Regions from separate parts of the Homo sapiens genome. Here region 1 is linked to region 2. Evidence: chromatin contacts called from ENCODE Hi-C or POLR2A ChIA-PET data. All regions are on one chromosome and are shown on one strand. Each heading gives the region's core, a stretch centred on a gene start or an enhancer-like site at or near the end of the contact. The rest is flanking DNA. Distances are from core to core; before and after follow the strand shown. Region 1 holds the start of LINC01762 (long intergenic non-protein coding RNA 1762). Region 2 overlaps ATP1A1 (ATPase Na+/K+ transporting subunit alpha 1).

The links. Hi-C counts contacts between places; a loop is a spot of excess contacts on that map. ChIA-PET counts read pairs that join two places held with the same protein, here RNA polymerase II (POLR2A). Pooled maps may share reads with other maps.
Region 1: a map of right cardiac atrium shows a loop between it and region 2 (2.6-fold over the local background). The contact joins the promoter of LINC01762 here to the enhancer-like site in region 2. A Hi-C loop is called at or near these places in 12 of 168 maps with a recorded cell type or tissue (A673, CD4-positive, alpha-beta T cell, GM11168 and 9 more) and 3 of 50 pooled maps. POLR2A ChIA-PET finds 5 or more read pairs at or near these places in 6 of 52 experiments (A673, HepG2, K562 and 3 more).

Annotation. Positions count from the first base shown.
Region 1 is chr1:116,476,542-116,480,292 of GRCh38, reverse strand. LINC01762 (long intergenic non-protein coding RNA 1762) reads left to right here and starts at 1,467. Exons shown (of 4, transcript NR_125972.1): 1 at 1,467-1,512; 2 at 2,121-2,241. LOC112268235 (a long non-coding RNA gene) reads right to left here and starts at 1,071. Exons shown (of 2, transcript XR_002958352.2): 1 at 1-1,071. RefSeq lists an enhancer at 1,463-2,022.
Region 2 is chr1:116,387,151-116,390,778 of GRCh38, reverse strand. ATP1A1 (ATPase Na+/K+ transporting subunit alpha 1) reads right to left here. Exons shown (of 23, transcript NM_000701.8): 4 at 3,288-3,491; 5 at 2,535-2,648; 6 at 2,007-2,141; 7 at 1,760-1,877; 8 at 1,072-1,340; 9 at 368-566. Among named protein-coding and RNA genes, the nearest start is that of ATP1A1, 16 kb to the right of the region's middle. RefSeq lists an enhancer at 494-553. Within about 2 kb of position 1,563, at least 6 of the 41 ENCODE cell types and tissues checked have a DNase peak (open chromatin) inside an H3K27ac peak, as active enhancers do; they include CD4-positive, alpha-beta T cell, where a contact is called at or near this core.

The DNA.
Region 1 (3,751 bases), core at 218-2,717, 90 kb before region 2:
TTCATACCTTTTGAACTGTGAGTAGTTCTGAGAGGTATAATAAAATCTTGCTGAATCCTGCTAAGGGCATGAACCCTCCCTTTGCCCATCGTGTCCACTCTGTCTACACTCTCCACCCAGTAGTGACTTAATAGCCATCTTTGTTGCCAGGTTGTCTGCCCCAGTATCGCAGTGCTTGTGTTCAAGTAACCCTTATTTTACTTAATAATGGCCCCAAAGCACAAGTGTAGTGATGCTGGCAACTCAAATATACCAAAGAGAAACCATAAAGTGCTTCCTTTAAGTGAAAAGGTGAAAATTCTCGGCTTCAGGAAAGAAAAAAAATGATATGCTGAGGCTGCTAAGATCTATAGTTAGGAATGAATCTTCTATCTGTGAAATTGTGAAGGGAAAAAAGAAATTCGTGCTAGTTTTGCTGTCACACCTCAAACCGCAAGTTACGACCACAATACTGGTAAGTGTTTAGTTAAGCTGGAAAAGGCGTTAAATTGTAGGTGGAATATGTGAACAGAAATGTGTTCCCACTGACAGCAGTTGGGTTCGGTACTATCCACAGTTTCAGGTATCCACTGGGGGATCCTGGAATGTATCCCCCCAGGATAAGGGGGGACCACTGTACCACATTTATCCATTTATCCATCGATGGACATTTGAGTTGTTTCCACCTTTTAGCAACCTTCTGTGGATTTATAATTCTTTGAAAATAAAATGTTAAAAAATACAATCAGAAATGAAATCTATGAATTGGCTCACTCTTTCACCTACTGAGTATGTAAACTAGTGTTTGTTGTTGACCTGTTGACTTTTGTACAGTTCCCATCACAGAGACGATTTAAGCTTGGTAGGCCATATAGAACCTGATTTTTTCTTTCCTGCTTTTAAAGAAGCAACACGTATGATTGTTCAGAGGATAGTATGTGATATTCAGTGAGCTTTAATTAACCTGGCCCATGACACTATATACATGCTTAGATCAAGAAATAAGAAAGGAAATTCAGAGGTCTCTTGCACTGACAGGTGATTTCAGGAGAGACAATGACATTAACATTGAGCCAGCTCCTGACTATACAGAATATGAAGCCATTCTTTTTTTTTTTTTGAGATGGAGTCTCACTCTGTCACCAGGCTGCAGTGCAATGGCGCGATCTTGGCTCACTGCAACCTCTGCCTCCTGGGTTCAAGTGATTCTCCTGCCTCAGCCTCCCGAGTAGCTGGGACTACAGGCGTGTGCCACTATGCCTGACTAATTTTTGTACTTTTAGAAGAGACGGGGTTTCACCATGTTGGCCAGGATTTCTAATGCAACCAGGTAAAAGTAATTAGCAGGAGAGGGGAATGCTTGGCTTTGGAGGACTCATTTGCATTGCAAAGTATTTCCCATTGGTGGCTTGGCCAGGCATTCCTTTGTCCAGCCGTGTAATGGTCTCAAGACTGCGGAGCATGTTCACGCACAGCATGGACACCACTTCATGTAGGGGCACTGGACTGCCTAGAGTTGGAGGAAGGGACCCTGTGAGTAAGCATGACCTCATCCTGGGAGCTGCATGGCGGTGGGCCTGCAGGTGGGGAGGAGAGGGTGGGCGCTCACAGGGCAAGACAGAGGCTCAGCAAACAGAATGTGTATTGTGGCTGACGCCATTGTCATCTTTCCAAACTTGTTTCTGAAAGGCATCACATGGAGAGGGGATGCTGACAGGGATGACACAGTCCCAGCTCCAGAAACACCGTCAGCTGAACCCAGGGTTTTTTCATTTTTGTGTTTTCTCATGGAGGTTTAGGGGCTTAGTAAACCCCTTTATGTGTATTTTTTTTCTAGGGATAAACCCCATACCTTTCCTCAAATCTTCAAGGTCCATGACCTCCCGACATGTAGAACCTTATGCTAATAACTGCTCCTGGGAGACCTCTCCTCAGGAACTGACTTGACCCACCTTCCTACCAATGTGGCAGGAGGAAGTCCCTAAATGTGCTCGAGCCTGTTTGATCCAACCCCTGTGGGAGTCCGTGTTCCTCTCTCCCCACTTTGCCCTGTCCTTCCCTTGTTCTTCTCTTCCTTCCCTGTCCTTCTTTGGCTTTGCTACCTCTCTTCCCTTCCCATTGTTTTTCCTCCCCCCTCCTAGGTTCTCACATCGCTTTCCTGTTTCCCTCTCCTGCAATATGGATTTGACATATTAATCATTACAGCAACTGCTAAAATTCCACTGTGCTTCATTAATCCGGAGGAAAATACCATGTCAGCTGGTAAGTGCTGTAGGGTATGCTCATATGTTTTTCCTGGGGTCCATGGTAGTGGAAATTTCTCCATTTCTATGAGTAACAAAACAGGAGGCCATATGGAAGGCCACGGTGAGCACGGGTGGTGGATGGACACAGGGAGGGTGGGAATGTGGGTGGGCACCAGTCCCTGAAGGCATTAAGTCACCCATCACGGACCCTGACAGACCCTGGGCTGTTCAAGGACTCTAGTCAGAGAGGTTGAGTTGTAAAATCCTATTATGGTTGCCAAGACCAGAACAGTGTGACTTTAATAAGGTTAAAGTTTGGCATTTTTACAGCTTTCATTATGATAAGGTTTTCAGTCACATGACGGGGAAAGAGCTAGAGAGGGTCCATCCAAACACAGCCGGTCAGACCTCAAGGTCTCCTGCCAGCTCCCCAGGGGTTCCTCATGCTGCAGGGCCGGCTTTCTAGCTGCAGTTTCTGCCCTGCTGGTGGAGAAAGCCTGCTCCTATCTTTGGCCTCTGGGACTAATTGGGGAAATGAATTCAGGCAGCTATTTTCAGACAGAAAGAGCCCTTGGCTGACTTAGAAGCAAATGCCCCATTCTTTGGCCAAAGGTGTCACCCTGACCTTGGTCAGCAATCAAGCCACCAGCTACAGTGAGAGCAGAGGAGACTGTTCTCCTCCCAAAGAACTGAGGGGGTTCCATGCTTTGGTTAATACCCTCCAGCCTAGAATACATACTCTATTGTCCATCTGGATTTGTCCATCCTTCAAACATCTGCTCCTCTGGGAGGCCTTTCCTGATTTCATCCTCCCTTCCTGGCCCCAGGAAGAATTCATCCCTTCTCACTCCCATGGAGCTTAGGCCATACTTCTCAAGCAGCAGCTATTTCAGTGCCATGAGTTCCTTGAGAAAGTGCCTTCAGCCCCACTAGACCCGTAGCTCTCCATTTACGATTCACCTGTGCCTAGTTTTTCTTTGAATACTCAGCCCATAGTACAGTGCCTAACACACAGTAGGTGCCCATAAATGTTGACTGAGAGAAAAATTTAGCTGAAGGCACATCCCTTACACTGGGAAGAAGGCTTAAATGTCATGTCCTCCATGCTTGGATCATCTTTGCCCATGAAGAACAGGAGAAGGTATAATTTCGAAATAGGTTACTAGTTTCTCAAAGTTGGAATTTGCATGGGTTCCTGTATCTATAGCATCTACCATCATGTGTCCACTAGTGTAAATTTCAAATGCATTAATGGTCTCATCTATATCCATTGTGTCATAATGTCGACTCATTTAGAAAATTCTTTATTCAAACTGGACAATTCAAATCAACACCATCAATTATATAACTACCCTGTGTCACAGCCAGCACTAGGCCATTCAGAAATACAGAATTAAGAAGTCCCTGTCCAAAGGAGTAGAGTCTAGTCGCCAAAGAGATATAGTCAAGTGTTAAGTGCATATGAGGTCATGGTTTGCATGCTGGCTGTGTGCTGTCATGCAGGCACACAAAGATAAGGGCACAGC
Region 2 (3,628 bases), core at 314-2,813:
ATGGAGGCAAGAAAACACAACAGAACAACAATGCATTAACTTCAAAGGCTGTGTTCTCAGTTCTCCTATTAAAGTCCCATAGAAATCTGCAGTGATACATCTCATTTCCCAATTAATGAAACCAATCACATTTTAGGCATTCTTCAGTCACGTTTGTAGGGCAATTTAAAGTTTCTACTGACATGCAAAAAATCAATATCCCATACCCTTGACTCTTCACTAAATGATAAAAAAAAAAAAAACAAAAAAGAAAGAAAAAGCTGCCATGAGCTTAAAAAAAAAAAAGAAATTTCATGCAATTTCTTAAAAGAAAAAAAACCAAGCGAAGTCAGCAGGTGGCTGAGGTGTGTGGTAACCCTGGCCTTACCACTCTGATTCTCTGTCGTATCAGCTTCATGGATTTGATTGTCAAACCACATGTGGGCCACTGTCATCCGGTTCTGAGTCAGAGTTCCAGTTTTATCAGAGCAGATGGTGGACGTGGACCCCAAGGTCTCCACAGCTTCTAAGTTCTTCACTAAGCAGTTTTTCCTTGCCATGCGTTTGGCAGTAAGTGTCAGACAGACCTAAAAAATATTAGGAAGATTATTACTTCACTCAACCAGGCTGGAATTCTATACAGATTCTTGCTATATCCTAATGTGGAAGAAATTTGTCTAAAATTAAATCTCTCCAACCTTCTTCTGAAGTTTGAAGAAATAATAAGGGGAACCCATACATGAGGCTTCCCCTTCCTTCCAGAAAAGCAATCTATTAAGAAAAATAATAACAGGATTCTACCATATTCTATCCCCCTACTTGATCCCAAGTTCTTCTCCTTTCTCCACTGCACTGTTCAGGACCACGTGATAATTTAAAAGCAAAATGTATGCTTTGGGGTTATCTTACGTATAAACAAATGCTGAGGTTTTCTCACTGTCAAAATTCACCACGTGATGTGGCTCTCAAGAAGAACTATATCAAACATCCAGAATAAAACATAAGTTGGCAATACCTTAGAATAGGATAGCGGAAGAGTGTAACATTCGTGCAAGCTGATCTGAGTCAGGGTGACCATCACCTGCCTCTTACCGTGACAGTGGCCAGCAAACCTTCCGGCACATTGGCTACGATGATACCGATGAGGAAGATGACAGCCTCAAGCCAGGTGTACTCAAGGATGAGAGAAAGGATGAAGAAAGACACACCCAGGAACACAGCCACACCCGTGATGATGTGGATAAAATGTTCAATTTCTGCAGCAATGGGGGTCTGGCCTCCTTCCAGCCCAGAAGCAAGTGTGGCAATTCTTCCCATCACAGTGCGATCCCCAGTGTAGACAACAATACCACGTGCGGTGCCTTAAAAAGAAGGGGAGGGAGAACTGTACCTAATTGTATCTAACCTGAAGGAAGCCACGGATTTTACACAATTACATAGGATGACTAAAAAAACAAAAAGAGTTGATAAAAGCACTTTTTAAGGGCCAGCTCTTTGGCTGTACATGCTGTTTGGCAAAGGGACTTCTCTCCAGTAGCAGGACAGCAGCTCCAACACCCATGCCAGACTGGTGTTGTTGACAGAAGAGGCAGGGTGGAGGTGGAGGGAAGGGAAACTGCCACAAGGTTTCCTGCCAGCTAGGAAAACACCTCTGCTCTGTGCTTGACACAAGTTCTCAGAAATGGAGCCAATAAAACAAGAGATTGTGCCTATGGTTTTGATTTTGTTAATGCCCAAGAGAAATACCACGCCATGCTCAAAGTGCCCAAAAATGGCCTACCTTCAACACAATTGGTTGAAAAGAAGGCAATGTTCCTCGTCTCCAGGGGGTTTTCATTTGTGAAATCTGGAGACCTAGTCTGGGGTTCTGATTCACCAGTGAGCGAGGAGTTATCCACCTATATGTGAGGAAAAGAAGAAAAATGTCATGTGAATACACCAGCCTTATCATGGGCTACTGTACCCCTCAAATCAAGCTGCCCGAACAGCAGAGCTAGCTATGAGGTTTGTTAAAATAAAAGAGCTACCTTGCAGCCATTTGCAGATATGATTCTGAGGTCAGCAGGAATTCGGTCTCCTCCTTTTACTTCCACCAGATCCCCAACCACAACTTCCTCCGCATTTATGCTCATTTTCTCACCATTTCGAATCACAAGGGCTTGCTTTGGAAAAGAAACAATTTACACCGTTAGTATACCAACAAAGAGAAGGTAGTGTCCAAAACAAGAAAATAAAAATAGTCATAATCCTAATTACCTGAATACAAAACAAAGATATTATTCACTTTTTTATTTACACAAGTTACAAAAGCTTGCTCGCCAGTTTAAGAGATATTGCTGTTACATGGTGTGCCTGTATTCAGAGTTTACATTCAAAAGAAAGGCTACCACTTTTTGGATAGAAGGAAAATAGGTTGGTTTTGGGTGGGGTAGAAGACATCCATCTCTCTGATGAGTCATGTAATACTTGGAAAACCTTAACTTCACACTAATTCACAGGCTGACATGCTTGGGGCTGTCAAGTCATCCACTGGGGAAGGACAAAGCGTCTGGTACCTGAGGGACCATGTTTTTGAAGGATTCCATGATCTTTGAACTTTTAGCTTCTTGATAGTAGGAGAAGCAACCAGTTATGATTACAACGGCTGATAGCACCACACCCAGGTACAGCTGGAAGGGAAAAGACAAGTTAGGGCCCGTGGCTCTACACAATAATTAGGGACATTCAATTAATTTTTTGACTGAATAAAAAACAGATTTTTAATAGAGAAACCAAGATTTCAGAAATATAGAACTCATGTTTTCTTATTTATCCTTCTAAAGACCACACAGGAAGGGTCAGAAATGGAGTCAGGCACACCAACACTTGATCACTAACTGGACGTTTGGAAAGGTTCTAGATGCATCAGTTTCTCCTGCTTTATAAAACAAAGATTGTTTTTCAACCAACTTGTGGATTTTGAAGAATGGCCACCAAGCATTTCTGGACAGGTGGATGTGCCAACATGAATCGCTGTGCTCTGCCATCCAGTGGGTGGCGGCCGGGGCCTGAGCAGAGCTGCCTGCTCACAGCAGCACATGCAGGTGGGCATCCCACTTGTAAGAGCATCTACAACGTGGGTGGTAGAGAGAGGAAATGGAAACGAAGGAAGAATGGATGAGCCTTGAAGGCAACAGCTGTTCATAACCATTAAGTAATGAGTTCATAACCATTAAGTAATGAGTGGTAATTGAGAAGAAGTGGGAGACAAAGACGGAGAAGATATCTGATGTGTACTACAAATCCATATGCTGAATTACAGAACTCACATTATCGTTTTGAGGTTCCTCTTCTGTAGCAGCTTGGATGCTATAAGCCAAGAAACAAAGAATCGCTCCAATCCACAGTAACATTGAGAACCCCCCAAAGAGCTGCCGACAAAACTTGATCCATTCAGGAGTAGTGGGAGGGGGAGTGAGGGCGTTGGGACCATCTCGCGCCAGGATCTCAGCTGCACGAGCAGATGTTAATCCCTGAGAAGCAGTGGAATATAAATAAGGCAAACTGTACCAGCACTTACAAGGCAATATACCTACCTGGTAGCTGGACGGTTGCAATAAGGATTTAAGGAAGAAACAAAATGTCCCAAGCTAGAGAGCCAAGGTAAAAC